2 separate regions of the Homo sapiens genome follow, and region 2 is linked to region 1. Evidence: chromatin loops called from intact Hi-C (ENCODE). Cell type or tissue: mammary epithelial cell. All regions are shown on one strand. Each heading gives the region's core, and the rest is flanking DNA. Links, peaks and the distances in the headings are about the cores only.

Region 1 (10,774 bases), core at 3,346-8,345:
GCATAAAAATGTGTTGTTAAAAAATGTTGTCTAGTTCATGTTACTTAAAGTTTGTTTCAAATTGAAAAAAAGTTTAAAAGGATGCAGGTAAACTAAAATATGAAAAGTTGAAAAATGTTAAGAGATTATAAACGATTTATGGAAATCTAGTGTGGTCAAAAGCTGACTGAGGCTGAAAGAGTTTGTCTATAAGGTTTTATTAAAATTAGCTTTATTGATATTACACTAATATAAAAGTAAAATGTATTTTTCTTTTTTGAACAAAAATTCTATGTAATATTAATAAGTGACGTTTTATTTTTTGCAATTTCCTCGAAAGGTAAGAAAAATAAACTTAGTGAACTGCAAAAAATAAAAAAGAGAAGAGAGAAAGAGAGATAGATTCTGTCTCATGAAGTCTTTGTCGGATCTTTTGATTGTTTGGAAAACTCAGTCTCCTCTATCAAATAGTAAACATGTTTGTTTTTTAAAATATTTTAATTCACTATAGCTAAAAGAGTGACTATTATTTTATAATGACCTGTGATTCTATTTTGGTCAAGTGCTTTAAACTTTTGACATATTTGACAGGCTTCCCGATATCAAAATTAGCTCTGAGTTAATTTTTTGAGATCTTTTTATAGATGTAAAATTCTTTTACAAAAGCATTTCAAAATAGCCAGTTAAATTCTAGAAAGACATATTTTTAAAAAGGCATTTAACTTAGCTGCTGTTTCTTAGCTAAAATGACCAGGTTCAGAGAGGATCCCATTAAGAAATAGGACAAAGAAAGTTGTTTTTTTTTTTCTTTTTGAGACGGTGTCTCGCTCTGTTGCCCAGGCTGGAGTACAGTGGCGTGATCTCGGCTCACTGCAATTAGCTTCAAAATTAGATCTTTGTTTTTTAACCTATAACTTTGGGATGCTACAGAGGGACCCTGTAGCATTCAAAACAGAGATAAACAGGATTCTTTGATATGGCAAATTATGTGGAAAACATTGTCAAATAAGAAATGATGTTTAACCTTTTTCGAGTTATATTTTAATTAATGTTATTAATATCTGTTCCAAAATTGTATAGAATTCCTAAAATTCTCAAATGTTTGGATCTATGCTATCATTCATATTTTTTGCTGTTATGTTAAATAATTGTAGGCCACAGAAATAACAAAATTTTCTTGTCAATTGTGTCTTTATGACCATTTTAAGTTTTTCCACAGTTCATGGCTTAATTTTGATGCGCTTTCTGAAGACTTCACAAGCACGCAAAATCCTAGAGTACTGTGTGTTTAGAGATTCATGAAAATGATGGAAAGGACCTTGATGAGCACTCTTAAATACAGGTTTTTAATAGCTTTAGGATCATATCATTTGGACTGGATAAGAATTCCCGGAACTCTAATGAAGAGACTGACTGGTTTGTAAAACTGCTAACCCAAGCAGGACAAAAAATAGTTGAAAACCAAGAAAATACTTTGCTAGATTTTCATGCTAAATCAGCCAGTATTGAAATTGTTTAAATGTGCAATTTGAATGAACTCCATAGTCCAAGTCAAACTATCTGTGATAATTCATCAGTTATCAGTGCTATGTCCTAAATTGGAAAAAAGAAACTGGTATTTAAGAGAAGATAAGGCCGGGTGTGGTGGCTCACGCCTGTAATCCCAGCACTTTGGGAAGCCGAGGCGGGCAGATCATGAGGTCAGGAGTTCGAGACCAGCCTGGCCAACATTGCAAAACCCCGTTTCTACTAAAAATACAAAAATTAGCCAGGCATGGTGGTGGGTGCCTGTAATCCCAGCTACTTGGGAGGCTGAGGTAGAAGAATCGCTTGAACCTGGGAGGCGGAGTTTTCAGTGAGCTGAGATTGCGCCACTGCACTCCAGCCTGTGCGACAGAGTGAGACTCCATCTCAAAAAAAAAAAAAAAAGGAGAACATAAGTCCATTGTTAAGCTTAGACTCATGGAGAACCTGAACAGCTGCCTGGTCCTTTCTGACTCCTTAAAGCTGTCATTACTAAAAGCTTTGAATTCCATGACTCATCATGAAAGAAATAAAATGATCCCAATTAAAATTATATATATTGATTTGGTTGCTGTTCTAAATCATTAACATAGCTTACAGTTAGTGTTTGATTTGTCAAACCCATATTCCTGGGGAGACAATCAAAACTTCAGGTATATCTCTGCTACCTGATGGGACATTTAAACATTTAAAGAAGATTTTCATTATATCGTCATTTGCAATGCATGTTATCTGGTTGTATAAAAGCTTTCCCATGCCAGAGGGCTGATGTCATAGCAGTAGCTAAAAGGTTATTATGAAATGTATTTTTGTCATGGAACATTCCTGGGCAATCTTCAGTGATAGAAGCACTTGTTTCACTGGAAAGTTGTAAAACAGTTAATAAGGTATTCTAGATACAGTAGCTTTAGGCAAAGCTAACTGAACTGAGTGGATTGCTTTGGTCAAAAATATTTCAGATTGATGACACTCAGATCCACTTCCAAGGTAAAACAGAAGGTGACACTTTATAAAATAGTCTTACTGGAAGGTGTATGAACCTGATAATAGAACCTCATGCAGCCTTCACTACTGAATTCTGATAGAGCTAAATGCTGCAATGCTTTAATACATTATGCCAAGGTATATTTTTACCAGGTAAAGAAAGCTTCTCATGTTCTATTGACTGAGAATAATCAAACCCTTCATAATCTAGAACTTAGAGATTGTATCTTTTGAGAACAACATCAGAGAAAGACTGTCTTTGCCATCCACACAGCAGAAAAACGTTGGGACCTTGGGCCTTGGGTTCATAATATCACAACTCAGAAGGGTCCCTTGAGACTCTTGGAACTGTACACCCATCAGAGATCTTAAAGTAAAGCTAACTAGAGATGCTTCTCCCCACAAGCAAATGACAACCTTAAAGTGGACGCTTTGTCCCAGTATCACAGATCAAGACTTCTCTGCTATTATGAGACTCTGATCTCTCTATTTTTCCTTGCTTATGCCTCTATGAATAAGAGAACTGAAAAGGATCTCTCTTGTACATTTGTAGGGTATATTTGTATTTGTGGAGGATTTTGTAGCCAATCTAATATATGGACAATTTTATGCCTTGAAAAATGGAAGATGAAGGGCCAATGTGAGCTAGGAATTTTAATGGTATCTTTGTTGCTTCATAATCAGTCAGAAACAGAACATTGGACCACTCCTCTTAACCTACATCATAGGTTAAAGAGAATGTTGCCAGGAGGCCTTCACTCTTCTAGATGGGTAGCATTTGTTAGGTCTCTTTTTCCATAGTTTGGAGTAAATAAGGCAATGATTAAAAATTTATTCTTTATAAAAGGCTCAATAGCAGATTCTACTGTAAAGGCTATGGTTACACAGCAGACTTTAAATTCTTGTAAAAACATTGTGCTAAATAATAGAATTGCTCTTGATTACTTATTGGCTAAACAGAGAATTACCTGTGCAGCTGCTGATACTTCAAGTTGTACATGGAGGAATACATTGGGCATTATAGAAATTCAGCTGTAAGGAATTAATGAAAAGGCTGCTTGCTTAAAAAATAGACTCCTTATCTAGCTCATTCTGTGATCTATTTGATTTTAGTTAGTTTGTTTCATGGGGACCTTGGCTAAGGAGCATACTCTAAACTCTTTAAACAACTTCCTGATAGTCATGATAGTAGTCTCCCAGCTGCACTGTATTCTCGAAGAAGTTTTAAATGTTTGGATGTAGCCATCCATATAATGCCAAATGATCTCTATTCAACCAGAATGACAAAAACTCAAAGAGATGTATGACCCATGAGCTCACTGTACCCTACGAATGATGTACTGAGACCAGAAACCCAAAATGATGGCAACTGAGAGTGGCACTAAAACCGTAAGTTTTAGTTATACTCTCACCTAAGTGAGATGAAGTCTTCTCTGTTGCCCAGGCTGGAGTGCACTGACGCAATAGCTCACTACAATGTCCACCTCCCAGGTTCAAGTGATTCTCCTGCTTCAGCTTCCCAAGTCACTGGGATTACAAGTGCATATCACCACACCTGGCTAATTTTTGTATTTTTAATAGAGACAAGGTTTCACCATGTTGGCCAGGCTGGTCTCAAACTCCTGACCTCAAGTGATCTGCTCACCTTGGCCTCTCAAAGTGTTGGGATTACAGGTGTGAGCCACCATGCCTGGCCAGGGGGACATTTTTTTAAACAAAATTATGGGAGGCCATTGTTTCAAACTGAGCTTGTGAAGTAGGCTCCAACAGACCAGGTCAAACCAAAATGGAGTCACTCATGCTAAACATGACATAATCAAACTGAATCATTGACTCAGATAGATCCTAAAATAGACCTGGCTTTGTTTTTCTCTTGTAAACAGTAGATTCAACACAAAAAGGTCCTCTCTACTCTAACCCTTACAGAAAAAAAAAATTACCTGACATTTACAATAATGACAGTGACATCAATGCCTAATGTTTTGGTCTATTTCTCAAAGTTGACCAAAAGGGGAGAATTGTTAAGTTTATATTAAACCTGCCTCCTTACTTATTTTAAGTTTAGCCTAAAAGTTTCCCTATACATAGTAAACTGAAACCTCACTTGATGTGTAAACAGACTAACCTACTCTTGTGTCAGTCACTGAGTTCTGTCCAATTAAAGGTGGCCAACTGTTCAAACCATGTTCAAATAAGGCAAATGCCAAACTGTAATGCATCTGGCTGTTTCTTATCTCACTTCTGTTTTCTGTATGTCACTTTCCTTTTACTGTTCATAAATGTTCTTCCACTACGTGGCTGCACTGGAGTCTCTCTGTGTCCACTCTGGCTCAGGAGGCTGCCCGATTCATGAAACCTTCTTTGCTCAATTAAACTCTGCTAAATTTAATTTGTCTAAGGTTTTTCTTTTAGCAACGTTCATGGAGCTTCACTTTATAGGGACAGGGAATATTAATTGTCAGAAAACAAAAATGAAATACAGAAATAGCTTGATTATTTACAGCTTGGCTCAGCATTTGCCACATTTGCACATGGTCTGACCAGTTAACAGACTATGATTGGCTTAAGCTTAGCTACTATGATTGGCTAAGACTAAGCCACAAGTTACAAAATATACTCTTAATTTAGATTGCAGTCTGTTTACACACTATGTTAGGTTAAGGATGTAAGTACAGAGGCAGCTTTAACAATCTAATTTAACAATATTATCTAATTTAACAATATTATCCAGTGGCATAGAAAGAATAATGTGACTTTAGGTTTTTACTAAATAAATAAATGTAGAAATATCCTAATAGAGGACACAGTGGCCAAAGTATACTCCAAAAACATACAAGTCATAATAAGATTTAAGTGAGATTTTAATGACAGGTTTTTAAAAAATTGTCTTAAGAATAAATCATTCAAACCATGGTAAAATAGTTGACAATCGGGAGGCTGAGGCAGGAGAATGGCATGAACCCAGGAGGCAGAGCTTCCAGTGAGCTGAGATGCGCCACTGCACTCCAGCCTGGGCGACAGAGCGAGACTCCATCTCAAAAAAAAAAAAAAAAAAAAAAGTTGACAATGATTATTTGATATTACTGCCCAACAATAAAATGCGCTGTAGTCGCCTCTGTGGAAGTCTTCTATTTATATTGGGAGGAACTCAGAAATGTCAGCTAGGTACCTGTTAGGTACAACTTCTTAGAGTAGTTTTTAAAAATCTCTAATCAAGTTCTCTCAGTGTTTCCACAAAGAACTTCTTATAATCAGGGTGATTGATGCCCCTTCAATCAGGGCAATTATTTGTGTGGGGAAAAATATAGTATGTTGAAATAGGTCTCTTAGTCATAGTCAAAGGAGCCACTTGGCCACTCTGAAGTTAGAGAAAAGAAAAACAGCTTCTACATAGAAAAAGGAATGACTTGGGAAATCCAGCATAGTGCAATACTATGCCATACTGCTGGTATACCAAAAAGGAATCTATGGCCTAAGCAATATTTAAAGTCTTCTTTTAAGGTAATGGGCTTTTGCAATAAGGACAAATGACTGAAAGAGGGCATTACCTTCCTCAAATATTTTGTATTCTAACACAGAGTATGTGGGATAAAAAAGAGTAACCCACACACTCTATCAAAATACCTGTTCTGTCAGTTTTACTAATTTTATAATTCTACATGTTGCAAGGGAAAAAGCTGATCAGGCTGAGATTAGGTAAAGAATATCTTAAACACACAAACATTCTATGCTTTTTATTTTATTTTTTCAAAGTATTTTCAGGTTCATGGCAAAATTGGAAGGTAGAGAGATTTGCCATATACTCCTCCTCCTCCCCCTGCCGTATGCATATCCTCCTCCATTACCAACATCTTCCACCAGAGGGGTGCATCTGTTACAAAATGATGAACCTACAGTGACACATCATTACCACCCAGAGTCTACAGTTTACACTAGGGTTCCCTCTTGGTGGTGTACACTCCATGGGTTTGGACAAATGTATAGTGGCATATATCCACCAATACAGTATCATACAGGAAGTTGCGCTGCTCTGAAAATCCCCTGTGTTCTTCCTATTCATCCCTCCCTGACTCCAACCCTGGTAATCACTGATCTTTTCCCTGTCTCCATAGTTTTGTCTTTTCCAAGAGGTCATAGAGTTGGAATCATATGGGATGTAGCGTCTTTCAATGAGTAATAATGTATTTACGTTTTCTTCATGTCTTTTCACAGCTTGATAGCTCTTTTCTTTTTTGTACTGAAAAATATTCCATTGTCTGCATGTACCTGTTTATCTTTCAGGGTTAACACAAGTCTCTTAACATTTAAAATTTTATTTTGTTGTCAGTTATTGTTCATTGAATACTTATTAAAAACAGAAAGATAATGTATGATTACAAATAAAACTATTTTCCAGAGTTAATGGCATTGCTATACATCCGGATGACTCATTGCTGAGTTTGCCCTGATTTGTTTTGTTCATTTTTCTACTTGATGCATTTGCTCATTGGTAACCCCCTACCCCCACCAATAAGAAAAACAGTTTTTAAAAATTATCACTTAAGAACCCAGAGCCTCTTTAGATGAAAAATAAATTATAACTTCAGAAAAGGAAGTACCAATAAAAGCCATCACACGTGTTCACAATTTAAATCATTCTTGGCCAGGCACCTTGGCTCACACTTGTAATCTCAGCAATTTGGGAGGCCAAGGGGAAAGGATCCCTTGAGGCCAGGAGATCTAGGCCAGCCTGGGCAACAAAGCGAGACTCCATCTGTACAAAAAAAATAAAATAAATTAGCCGGCCATGAAGGAGTTCCAGCTACTCATGAGGCTGAGGCAGGAGGACCACTTGAGCCCAGGAGTTTGAGGCTGCAGTGAACTATGATGCCATCATTGTGCTCCAGCCTGGGTGACATAGTGAGACCCTAAACAATTAAATCATTCTCATGAACTTATTGGACAGAATTTATTTAGGCAGCGATTGCATGGATCGGTACTAATTACTATATATAAGGTTTTAAAGATAAAGACCCTCTGCACAAGCAGTTTATCACACACCAGAGTTTACATTCATTGAGGAATATGTGCCAACCAATGTCCTAAGCACTTTTTTGGCATTATCTCATTTAATTCTCACAGTAATCCAGTGAGATTCATGTGACAATTTTCCCCAAATTTATAATTTAATATAATAATAAGAAGAAAACAAAGCCATGAAAATAATTTGTAGGCAAGGGCACATGCATGGGATAAAAATTAAGCTGATGGGAAGATTAAAAGATGGAACAGAGTAAAATTAAGGGATTACATTAAGTCTGGAAGATGAGAATTGAACAGTGTGTTACAGAGGAAGAGTAAAGAGCCCACTATTTCTCAGAAGTCAGTAATTACAGACTATATTATTATCAGGTATCAGACTTTAAAACACAGGAATTACAATATGTCAGCCTACTCAGGAAAGGCAGAATTTTATTTCTGAAGTGTTTTGACTACTAATCTGGGATACCAAGACCTCTCTACTCATCACTTAGTGAATTGTTGGACTACTTTCACTTCATAATATAAAATTAACTCAGTGAGCAAAAGCTAATTGTCAGTTTTATGATAAGATTAAGCTCTCATTTCTATCGGGGTGAACTGAAGAACTTTCTCTTTCTTTTTGAAAAGGAATAAATGGCTCAGGTCATTTCCAATTTAAATAATTTACTGGAATCAGGGAGATTGCCCTAAACCCATAAAGACCAATAAATCCTTTCCTCATTTTCTTTCATAAAACATGTCCAAGCACACTATATCCAGTGCTGACACTGCTCCTGGGCAGAAAGACCTAAAAATCCCAGAGGAAAAAAAAAAAAGAACAGATAAAAATCTCCATTCTCCCTGATGGCCATACTGTTTTAGTTATCTTTATTGAAAACTGTACTTTTGGATACATTATTATGTCTTTTGAAATATATGTGTCAGAATACCTATTTTTCCTTGAATAATAAAAAAAGGTAAATGGGTATTTTTCATAATCACACTAAGATTTTACAAAATAATTTTAGATGAAAGATTACATAATGATTTTCATTAAATAGTATCACAAAGTGAATTCAGATGAATTCAGACCCTTTGGTGAGCTGCCCCCTTACCCATGCAAAACTGGTAGTTTAGGAAGATTAACCTAGGGTCTAGAAAACAAAATGAATCCTATTTTTTTTCTTCTTAGAGTCACTTAACAGAATGGAAGCCAAAATTCTGCCTCTAAAGTCCCCAGTAGAAGTAAATCACAGTAGTGTTTTCTGATTCTCCCTGAGTGTGTCATGGTTTGTGCGGGTGCCCCTGCTGTAAAGCACAGGTTTGAGAGATGGAACAGTGCGATTACCTCGTTGTGTTCCTCTATGAGAAGGATGACAGACTCTGCGTACAGGGGAGGAAATGAAGGTCGTGAGGTTGCAAGTCTTTCAGTTCCTGGACTGCACCAAGAGCACCTATAAATAGCACACCAAGGCTTAAGGTGACACATGCCTCTCAACAGCATGCTTAATCCATGTACATTCACAGTCCTCACTAACTTTTTTCAGACATTTGTTTCAAAGTAGCTATCAGTTACTGAGATAAGCCCTTTAATGTATGTGCTTTACATACATGATCTCATTTAGTCTTTCCACAACCACAGTCTATAAGGTAGTACTTTCCAGGGCAACAACATAAATTTCCAGAAATTAGTGCAGGGTATAGTTTAAGATTAAACCCCACAGCGTAACCACTGTGCTGTGAGATTGAATGACATTTAATTCATTTACATGAGTTGTAAATGCCTAGCTATTAATAACAATTAAAATTCTGTTTGCATATATAATTTATATATTCAATATATAACATATACATTTAAAATATCCATTTTAATTATAGAGTTCAGTGGGTTTTGATAAATACATATATCTTGGAAACAAAAAACATTATTTATATACATAAACTATATAATTACATTTTATTATATATAAAATAAACTATATATATTCTAACACCACAGGAAGTTCTCTTGTACCCTTGCCCTTTGAAGTTGAACCCCTTTTATGCAGCCCAAAGGCAATGTCACTTTTAAGTCATATGATTATAGGTTAGCTTTGCCCATTTTTAAACTTCATATAAATGGAATAATATAACATAAATGAAATAATATAACATTTTATTTTATACTGAGCTTTTTCATTCAAGATTATGTTTTTTCTAGATCGTAGGAAACAAGATTATGTTTTATTTAGATCCTGGAAAAGAAGATTATGTTTTTTTAAGGTTCACTCATATTGTTGCATATATTTTTGTTATTGCTGAATGTATTTGTGTGAATATATCACAATTTGTTCATTCACCTATTGATGGAAATGTGGATTGTTTCCAGTTTTGTTCTATTATGAAGAAATCTACAATGGACACACCTATGCCATTATTTTGTGACATATATCTTTTATCTTAGGTAAAAATGGTAAAAATGTAGGAGTAGAATTGCTAAATCACAAATTTTTTCTTTAGCTATATAAGACACTGTTAAACTGTTTTGCAAAGTGCACAACTTTATATTCTTATTAGCAATGTAAGAGAGTTCCATTTGCCCTTCATCCTTGTCAACACCTAGCATTATCAGACGTTTTAACTCTCGCCCCCCCTAGTGTGACATTTCACGGTGTTTTAATTCCTTTGATAGCTAATTATGTTGAACATATTTTTCTGTTTATTGGTCACTAACATCTTTTCTTGTTTCAAAATTCCATTCACACTTTTGAATATTTGTTTTATTACTGAGTCATAGGATAATACATATTTTTTTCTTCCAGGTTATAGATTAAAATTTTATTTTCTTAATAGTATCTTTTGAAGAATAGAAGTTCTACATTTTTGGTAAACTCTGTTTTATTGATCTTTAAATTTTATTGTTAATCCTTTGAGTCTTATGTAAGAAATACTTCCTTAAACCAAGGTCATATACACATTCCTTCATTTTCTCTAGAAGTTTTGCATTTAGCTTTTATGTCTAGGTTTGTGATCCATACCAAATTAATTTTAGTGGAGTTGAACCGAGATTCAATTTTTCTTATATGATTCTCCAGTTCTTCCAGCATCATTTGTTGAAAAGATTATTCATTACACATTGAATTACTTCAGTGCCTTTGCTGAAAATGAATTTACTATATGTATGTGGATCTATTTCTAGATTCCATTGACCTCTTTGCCTATCATTGTGCCAAGACCATATTGTCCTGATTGCAATAGCTTTATGATAAATTGTGAAACCAGCTAGTAAAAGATTTCTAACACAATT
Region 2 (10,774 bases), core at 2,510-7,509, 51 kb after region 1:
AGATACCCAGTAGTGGGGTTGCTGGATCAAATGGTATTTCTACTTTTAGTTCTTTAAGAAATCTCCACACTGTTTTCCATAGTGGTTTTATTAGTTTACATTCCCACCAGCAGTGTAGAAGTGTTCCCTGTTCACCACATCCATGCCAACATCAATTATTTTTTGATTTTTCGATTATGGCCATTCTTAAAGGAGTAAGGTGGTATCACATTATGGTTTTGATTTGAATTTCTCTGATCACTAGTGATGTTGAGCATTTTTTAATAGTTTGTTGGCCATTTGTTTATCTTCTTTTGAGAATTGTCTATTCATGTCCTTAGCCTACTTTTTGATATGATTGCTTTTTTTCTTCCTAATTTGTTTGAGTTCATTATAGATTCTGGATATTAGTCCTTTGTCAGATATATAGTTTGTGAAGATTTTCTCCCGCTTTGTGGGGTTGTCTGTTTACTCTGCTCACTGTTTTTTTTTTTTTTTTTTTTTTTTGCCATGCAAAAGCCCTCTAGTTTAATTAAGTCCCAGCTATTTATCTTTGTTTTTATTGCATTTGCTTTTGGGTTCTTGGTCATGAAATTCTTGCCTAAGCCAATGTCTAGAAGGGTTTTTCCAAATTTACCTTCTAGACTTTTGATAGTTTCAGGTCTTAGATTTGAGTCCTTCATCCATCTTGAGTTGATTTTTTAATAAGATGAGAGATGATGATCCACTTTTATTTTCCTACATGCGGCTTGCCAATTATCCCAGCACCATTTGTTGAATAGGGTGTCCTTTCCCCAGTTTATTTTTTTGTTAGCTTTGTCAAAGATCAGTTAACCGTAAGTATTTGGGTTTATTTCTGCATTCTCTATTCTGTTCCATTGGTCTATGTGCCTATTTTTATACCAGTACCATGCTGTTTTGGTGACTATAGCCTTAAATGAAATAACCAAGATCAGAGCAGAACTAAATGAAATTGAAACAAACAAACAAAACAATGCAAAAAAATAAAAGAAACAAAAAGCTGGTTCTTTGAAAAGATAAACAAAATTGATAAACCATTAGCAAGATCAACCAAGAAAAGAGAAAAAATTCAAATAACCTCAGTTAGAAACGAAATGGGAGATATTACAACTGACACCGCAGAAATACAAAAGATCATTCAAGGCTACTATAAACACCTTTACATGCATAAACTAGAAAACAGAAGAGATGGATAAATTTCTGGAAAGATACAACCCTCCTAGTTTAAATCAGGAAGAATTAGATACCAAAACAGACCAATAACAAGTAGCAAAATTGAAATGGTAATTAAAAAAAAAAGTCCAGAACCAGATGGATTCACAGCTGAATTCTAACAGACATTCAAAGAATAATTGGTACTAATTCTGTTGACACTATTTCACAAGATCGGGAAAGAGGGAATCCTCCCTAAATCATTCTATGAAGCCAGTATCACCCTAATACTAAAACTAGGATATGACATAACCAACCAACCAAACAAATGAAAAACTACAGACCAATATCCCTCATGAACATAGATGCAAAAATCCTTAACAAAATTACTAGCTAACTGGATCCAACAACATATCCAAAAGATAATCCACCATGATCAAGTGGGTTTCATACCAGGGATGCAGGGACGGTTTAACATACACAACTCAATAAATTTGATACAACACATAAACATAATTAAAAACAAAAATCACATGATCATCTCAATAGATGCAGAGAAAGCATTTGACAAAATCCAGCTTCCCTTTATAATAAAAATTCTCAGCAAAATCATTATACAAGGGATATACTTCAATGTAATAAAAGCCGTCTATGACAAACCCACAGCCAACATAATACTGAATGGGGAAAAGTTGAAAGCATTCCCTCTGAGAACTGGAATAAGACAAGGATGCCCATTCTCACCAGTTCTCTTCAACATAGTACTGGAAGTCCCACCCAGAGCAGTAAGAAAAGAGAAAGAAATAAAGGGCATCCAAATTGGTAAAGAGGAAGTCAAACTGTCGCTGTTTGCTGATGATATGATTGTAAACCTAGAAAACTCTAAAGACTTCTCCAAAAAGCTCTTAGAACTGATAAAAGAATTCAACAAAAGTTTCCGGATACAAAATTAATGTACACAAACTCTCCTATACACTAACAGGGACCAAGCTGAGAATCAAATCAAGAACTCAACCCCTTTTTTGATAGCTGAAAAAAAAAAAAAGAAAAATTTAGGAATATACCTAACCAAGAGGCTGAAAGACCTCTACAAGGAAAACTACAAAACAGTGCTGAAAGAAATCATAGACAACACAAACAAATGGGAAACACATCCCATGCTCATGGATGGGTAGAAACAATATTGTGAAAATGACCATACTGCCAAAAGCAATCTACAAATTCAATGCAATTCCCATCAAAATACTACCATCGTTCTTCACAGAACTAGAAAAAACAATTCTAAAATTCATGTGGAACCAAAAAAGAGCCCACATAGCCAAAGCAAGACTAAGCAAAAAGAAGAAATCTGGCTGCTGCTGACTCTCATCAAACAAGGGAAATTTTGCTAGAGTTTGGGTGGGAAATCACTAGGCATTCACCTTACAGTCCTGATTGGGTCCTTCTTTTTGTTTCCTAATCTTAAAAAAATCTTTAAAGGGCACTTATTTGTTTTTTCTTCAACCAATAAAAAAGACTACATTGACATGGCTACATTTCCAGGACCCTCAGTTCTTCAGGGATAAACTAAATGGCTGGTCTCATCACTTATAAACATGTCTTGAACTTGACAGATTCTATTAAGTAATAGAATTTACTTTTAAAAAATCTTTTAATTCCATTTTTTTTCCACAAGATATTTGAAGTCTCCTCATATGTGCATGGGCCAACTGAAGTTTTTCTATAAGGCAGCTTACCTTTTCTCTTCCTACTATCTGGAGTACTGTTCTTCCACACAATTACATAAGGGTATTCCTTATCATCTTATCCAAAATAGCACTTATTCCTTATCACCTTAACTGAAATGCTGTGCTTTGACTTAAAAAAATAGCACTTGACATATTTGCTTATTGATTTACTGGCTTTCTCCCCCGTTATGCTATCAGCTCCATGCACTTTGTCTAGTTATCAGTAAGAGTAGTGGATAAAAATAAAGTGCTTACTGATTAAATTCATGCTTACTAAATTCATGAATGTCTTTCCATATGCCTTCCCTTAATGTTCCTGCTAAAATCACCCCCCCCACTGTGAAGTCATCTATAACAGCACTACAACAGTCAACCATTGCTATAGCACTCATTATCTGACACATTCATTTGGCACTAACTACATAACCCTCAAAAATTAATTATAACCCATTTTAACCCAAGAGATAAAATAGTTTAAAATGGTGATGATGTTAATTACCCTTGGAACATCGCCCTATATATTTCATTGGCACATCAAATTCTGGCAACTGCTCCAGAACTATAATTGTATCTAGAGGAAGGATCTACTAATTATAGGTTTATTCAAGTCTTGTTGCATTTGACAATATGGAAAACATTCCTTTTTATTCTAGGATACTCCTCAATCCCTATGTTTGGAAGGGTCAATATAAACTCACTATTAAATAGTATAGTCAAGTAAAATAGGAGATGATGTTTGGGACTGTTTGAAATTAGCAAAAGCATTAGTTAGGGTTAAAAAATATCTCACACTCAAAAAGGAAAGAGATGTAAGGTCTGTCTAGGTAGACTGAGGACAAGGAGAGGCAACAAAGCTAAATGCTGATTTGACCAATTGCAAAGAATGCTTCAAAATGGAGCAAAGAAACTGCATTTTAGGAAAATCTTTAGGGGACTCCCAGCTTTTCAGAACAAAGCCATGTTTTTTGGTGACAGTGTGGGTGGAGATAGAAGGTATATAATGAAGGTAAAATGTACAGTTGACCCTTGAACAAAACAGGTTTGAACCACATGGGTCCATTTATACATGGATTTTCTTCTGCCTCTGCTAACCCGTCCTCTTCTTCAGACTACTCAATGTGAAGACAAAGATGAAGACCTTTATGATGATGCACGTCCACTTAATGAATACTATATTTTCTTTTCCTTAAAATTTTCTTTCCTGTAGCTTAAAGATACAGTATATAACCTATGAAATATGTGTTGTTTATGTTATTGCTAAGGCTTCTGGTCAACAGTAGGCTATTAGTAAAATTTTTGGAGAGTCAAAAGTTATATGCAGATTTTTGACTGTGCAAAGGGTCAAGGCCTTGAACCTCCACATTCTTTAAGGGTCAACTCTAGAAAGTATAGAAGGTAAGGAATAATAGATTGGAATTTTACATTTATTTATTTGTTTACAGCAAGAGGATGGCATCCTTAGAATCTGGTTCATTTTATTGAAGTTCCTGTGAAATACTATTTTTTTAATGGTTTCAGAAATACAATCTTACTAGGAAATAATAGGGAGATGGATTACACTTTAGAAAATAACTTCCCAAATGCAAGGTTCTATGAATACAGGTATTACCCTTTCATAGGTATCAAGGTACTGGCTTAATTTAAAAATTAAATAAAAATATTTGGAACATAATTATTTCCATGTTGGGAAGCAACTGCAATTAAGCCTTTAGCAATTTTTATTGAAGGGAGTCTGTCACTTCTTTTGCTCTCTACTCCAACCCATACAGCAGGATTATGAAAGTTCTAGATTAAATTTTGCGTGTATGTGGAATTGACAGCAATACACCAGATCTGTCATAGTGACTACAGCTCCCTGAAGCCTTCATTTTTTATTGCTTTGAGAAACAAATAAGGTATTTCCTTACTGAAGGATATAGTTCCCCACAAGAACAATGTGACCTCTCTACAGTCCTTTTGGTTAATTTCCCTATGTGACTCATTTAATTACTCATTCATTGTCTCTTATGTTTCATTTCTACGTAATGTGCACATCTACAGATAATTCAGAAAGTCCTAATCCATCCATCCGTTTATCTAAAAAATCAGAGAAGCTAGTATCTCCACTAGAGACTTGTCAAAATGTCTGTGGCACTGACAACAAAAATTAGTTTATTTCTAACACAGCTCATCAGTTGTAAATTGTGCATTTAAGAATTAATTTATTAAATCCAAGTGTTACTCAGCCAAACAAATATTGACATGATGTATCATCACAATATGCTCTCAATAACAGCTTTTACACTGCTAACAAGTTTTGCCAAAAAATGAGAGATTTATGCCAAAAACTGGCTCTCTGAATTTGTCTGCCAACCTTAGCCAGTGTTTTGCATCTAGTAACAAAATTACATCCTCTATGTAGCAAAGCAGATAATAGGGCCATACATCTACTTTTAAAATGTTCACCATTCTCTTTGTTGCTATAAATGTGTATATTTACTGAAAAGGAGTCTATAAGTGCAGTGTTTGTGTGGATTGCTGAATGTTAAACTTTGCAAGCAAAGTGAGATCACAGAAATATTAAATAGCAATCTATGAGGCTCATTCCAGATGTGCTCATTTTATTTTGAAAAAGTATTTCAATACAATTCTAGGCAAACTGATGATAAATACATGATACACATTGTGGACTTTATAATCATACAGACCTAGGAGTCAATCTCACCGTAACCTTAAACATATTAACTGAAGTCTCAGCTTCCTGAACAGTAAAGTGAAGAAATTAACACTGGCATTTGTGAAGGGATTAAGGATTAAATGAGTCAATGTCTGTAAAGTGCCTCACACTGTGCCCAGCATATAAAAAGGGATTCGTTACACATCTTCATGTCCATGATTACTAGACCAGGTAATTTTGGTGTTTTTGAAATGTATAAATTTGGGAAAGTCCAAGAAATGGGAATGAATGGATGTTAATCATGTTTCGTCTCCAGTATTTAACAATATGCAGCATATAGCTAATAATGTTTGTTTAAAAATAAGAGAATGTTTTACAATTAAAAAAAGTAGTTAATTTAAGTAAATTTCTGCTACAAGAAACAGTGGGCAACATGGGTATACCGGTTAACCAAATAATCTGGTGAAAAGCAGTTACTTTATGTATGAGACACAGTTCTAATTTTCAAAATATTCTTTTATGTAGTTTTTCAATTATAAAGTACTTTTTGTTTATGGGCAAAGCGATTTGGAAACCTAGTTTCAGTCATGGTCTTAGACTTTTATAAAATTTATATTTTAGAGACAAGTAATTCTGTATTTAGTAATTGCTAGAATGGAGGAATATACAAAATGTAAAATTGCTTAGACAGTTAATACCTACTGCTTTGGAGGAGGGAGGAAAGGCTCAATGGCTTTTGATCTTAAAGAATAAATCCTAGGTTTTCCAGGCAGACAAATGGGGTAAGTAAAGAAATGAAAGCATAAGAACATGGCACATCACAGATAACTAAACATTATTTGTGGTTCAGTGTAGCTGCGGTGTAAATTAGGGAAGGAAACTGTAAGGAAGAGAGTAGTAGTAGCAGATGACTCTAACACAGACCAGTTCATGAAGGGCCTCGTATGTCACAGACAGTGTAGATTTTTTATTCAGTAGGATTTTGATTAATGAAATGGCATAAAAAAACTCATTACAGCAAGTGTGAAAGAGGAAATGAAGAGACTAGAGGCTCTTAGTATAAACGAGAAGATGAGGGCTTTTGTTACAGTGGGGATGGCTGAGATATTCTGTTAACAACATCAAGAGAATTTTGTGATTGTCTTGATACATCAAGAAAGGAAAATCAGGAGTAACAGATTTGACGGTAAGAGAACCTTAGTCAATTTGAAGGATATGGTTAATAGGTTGGATAGATTGAACTTTTCAAGAGTATTTATTTCAATTAATGGTTTAATGGCCTAGTTTGAGTAATGATTTACCCATCACCAGCACTAACCAATAGAGGGCACTTCCAGAATTTCTGTATTAAAGAAGTTTATGGGCAGCAATCTAGTAGAAAAAGTGGGCTATTAGGAGACTAACCTTGCAGCTTCACTTGCAAAATACACTAAAATTAAAAAACACAATGTCTGATAGGCTAATGAATATGGCGGCATAGTCCCTACTCCCACTACTGGTTGGTTTATAATTAATATCCTAGAATTTTATCATATTTATACCATATATACACCACGTATTAAAAAAGTAAGGCCATTCATTATCATTACACACAGTCAGTACTCTGACATGGAATTTAAGCCTTACATATTTTCTTACTTTTAATCTGCGATTCAATACGCATCTAGTATATCACAGAAAATATATACTAAAAATTTCTCCGTATAATGTGCAGAGTTTGGGTCAAATCATGGGTTTAAATTTCAAATCTCAACTTAAGCCTCTTTCTTTTTCTATAAAAGGGGAAAATAACCTGGAATTGTTATAAAGAATGGGTAAATAAAAATGAAATTATCCGTCAAAATATTTGACACACAGTAGATGTTCAACAGATTTCTTTAGGATGAATTACATATATAAATCATTATTTTTTGTGTGGTTTTATAAATGGCCTCAGGAACACTATCAGTTAACTTAGAATCACTCCATTAAAGTATAACAATGCTTCCAATTCAGGAATACTTCAAGGTCCTCGCGTAAAAAACATCTTTTTACGCGAAGATATTAAGTTTTAATATCTTAATATTGGAGTAGAGGAATTAAATAGGATTGCATTTTCTTCCCACTAACGTTTCTTTTGAACAGCTAGTTCTAAGAAAAACTTATCTAAAGAATGTTTGACTTGAAAAACTTTTTTTTTAAAATTTTTTTAGTATTTATTGATCATTCTTGGGTGTTTCTCGGGAGAGGGGGATTTGGCAGGGTCATAGGACAATAGTGGAGGGAAGGTCAGCAGATAAACATGTGAACAAAGGTCTCTGGTTTTCCTAGGCAGAGGGCTCTGCCGCCTTTCGCAGTGTTTGTGTCCCTGGGTACTTGAGATTAGGGAGTGGTGATGACTCTTAACGAGTATGCTGCTTCCAAGCATCTGTTTAACAAAGCACATCTTGCACCGCCCTTAATCCATTTAACCCTTAGTGGACACAGCACATGTTTCAGAGAGCAGGGGGTTGGGGGTAAGGTTATAGATTAACAGCATCCCAAGGCAGAAGAATTTTTCTTAGTACAGAACAAAATGGAGTCTCCTATGTCTACTTCTTTCTACACATAGTAACAATCTGATCTCTCTTTCTTTTCCCCACATTTCCCCCTTTTCTATTCGACAATACCGCCATCGTCATCATGGCCCGTTCTCAATGAGCTGTTGGGTACACCTCCCAGACGGGGTGGCGGCCGGGCAGAGGGGCTCCTCACTTCCCAGACTGGGCGGCCGGGCAGAGGCGCCCCCCACCTCCCAGACGGGGCAGCGGCCGGGCGGGGGCTGCCCCCCACCTCCCAGACGGGGCGGCTGGCCGGGCGGGGGCTGCCCCCCACCTCCCGGAGAAAAACTTCAAAGGTTGTGCAGTGAGTGAGACTGTTAGCTAGCACCTTCACCTCAGGCTACTTACCAAGCATTGGAAAGTGCACTGTCCAAGATTCCAGAACATATTCTACTTACTTTGACCCCTTAGACCTCATTCTGTTCTTCTACAAAGTGAAAAGGTGGCCTTCTCATTAATTCTCAAACCACCTGCATGGCAGAAATCACCAGAACTCCTGTTTACAGAGGATCTTTATATATTATTACAGATGTAATAAATCAGAATTCAAGGAGTGGTTTCCAAAAATCTGTATTTTTAATTTCCTAGGCGACTCTGTTATCACCCAGGTTTGGAACCTACCAACCTAGCCAGTTACAATAACCCCATTTTCTTCTCAACTTTTTTTTTTTTTTTTTCCGTCTGTAAAATGGACAGGCATTTGCAAGTACTGTTATGTATCACTGAATCACAGGAACAAATTCTGAGAAATGCTTCCTTAGGCAATTTTGTCACTATGTGAACATCAGAATGTACTTGTACAAACCTAGTTGATGTCACCTACTACAAACTTAGGCTATTTGGTATGGCCTATTGCTCCTAGGCTACAAACCTGTAGAGCATGTTACTGTACCTAATACTGTAAACAACTGTAAAATGATGGTAAGTACTTGTGTATCCAAACATAGATAAAGCACAGTAAAAATATAGTAATATGGGACCACGGTCATATATGCGGTCTGTTGTTGGACGAAACATCACTACTATGTCTGTGGCAGATGACTATAAACTAATTTCTCTGACTTATGGTCATTAATCATCTTTGCCCTTTTTTTCTTTACTACATGTATTATATACTGACTCAAAAGGTGTGCTGATTAAGAGCTCTAATAATAAGAACAGACAATATGGTTTACAATATAACAACATGTATTTTCATTAGATATTAATTATAAACCAATAACGCATGTAAACTGAATACAATACTTCAAATCATTCTGCACAAAGAAATTACAGATCACATTTTTTTAATAACAAAATGTCTACTTGTTTAATAAAATGTTTTTAGGAACTTACAATGTTCAAAACCAAAGAATAAAAATATTAAATATATCACTTTATGGCACAGGACAACATAAATTTATTTTTGTAACACAGCAGGCAAATTTTTGTGCTAGAAACAGGATGGAGAAAAATCTAAATTAAAGCAAAAAGTCAGGAAATGGGTGTTCATAAATTCCTGCTTAACTAAGACTCAACATTTATTGTAAGAAACGGGGCCTCTGAACATCAGATTTTGTTTATAAAAATAAAAACTTCCTCCCTGTCTCTGCTAAAAATACAAAAATTAGCTGGGCGTGGTGGTGCATGCCTGTAGTCCCAGCTACTCGTGAGGCTGAGGCAGGAGAAGCCTGGCGACAGAGAGTCTGCCTCAAAAAAAAAAAAACAAAACAAATAAATAAAAATAAAAACTTCCTCAAACATCAGATTTTTTCACCTCAGCAAATACTTTTTCCTTTGATAATTCATAATCCTGCTGTTCATTTGTCACATTTATGAATATCTGGTAATTTCATAAACAACTACCAATGGTACACTTCAAATGCTGATTCTGTTGAATCTTCTTATTTTTTTTCCCCCAATGAACTTAGGGCCTATGATAGAGAAGATACTGAAACATGCTAAGATAATAATTGGTCTTAGAAAGACTTTACAGCAAGTATTTAATGAAAGCCACTACATTTCCAGCTCTAAAAAGAGCCAGACACAATCCCTGCTTCCAGAGTTCACCATTCAGAATACAGGAGGTCAAGCACTGATTCTGAATCATTAATGGGCTTTGATTTCGTCTTTCAAGATTTGCATAGATACTGATTTCTTCCGGAAGGGCAAATAAAATCTTCCCTTACACACATCATTCTTTGGATTCTCATAAGGGGTATTTTGAAGTCTGTATGTTGACAAGGCCAGTAGATACTTTGTTTTCTCTAACTGCCTTCTTCTACTTAAGACTATGTCAAGTATTTTGTTTTCCCTTTCAGTTCTCCCCAACATACACCTTCTGCAGTTTTGTCTATCCAGTCCGCTTTTCTGTAACACTTTGCTACCCCCTTCTGTTCCCCTTCACTGTTTCCTCTGTTGCTTTCCTCCTTAATAGAAGCCTGGTGATCTGGGCTTCCCCATCTTTCCTTTCCTGGCTTCTTATTCACATGGGTGACTGATCTTAGCACTTCCTTAAAAGTTGGGTTTTCAATAAATATAACTCATCAGCACTTCCGATCTGTATTTCCTTGAGCTTTTTTTTGATCTTCAGATCTGTGCAATAATACTCTGTTCCTGAATGCTATTTAGAAATACTATCCTCAAAACACCAGTGGTTTCTTGAAGCTACTTGTTTTAAA

What was found. Peaks named below come from ENCODE experiments on the same cell type or tissue, not always from the same donor. Only the 100,000 strongest peaks of a DNase experiment are listed, where the experiment ranks them.
Region 2: a loop joins it to region 1, with 2.6 times the contacts of the local background. A loop is called at or near these places in 3 of 110 quality-filtered maps.

What each region holds. Positions count from the first base shown.
Region 1 is chr13:38,413,570-38,424,343 of GRCh38, reverse strand. No RefSeq gene overlaps it. Among named protein-coding and RNA genes, the nearest start is that of UFM1, 69 kb to the right of the region's middle. RefSeq lists a silencer at 4,556-4,605. In mammary epithelial cell, for the core only: a CTCF peak has its summit at 6,336; no DNase peak of the experiment used is centred there.
Region 2 is chr13:38,361,514-38,372,287 of GRCh38, reverse strand. It overlaps UFM1 (ubiquitin fold modifier 1), which reads right to left. Exons shown (of 6, transcript NM_016617.4): 6 at 8,669-10,774. Among named protein-coding and RNA genes, the nearest start is that of UFM1, 17 kb to the right of the region's middle. RefSeq lists an enhancer at 7,656-8,164. In mammary epithelial cell, for the core only: no CTCF peak of the experiment used is centred there; a DNase peak (open chromatin) is centred at 4,827.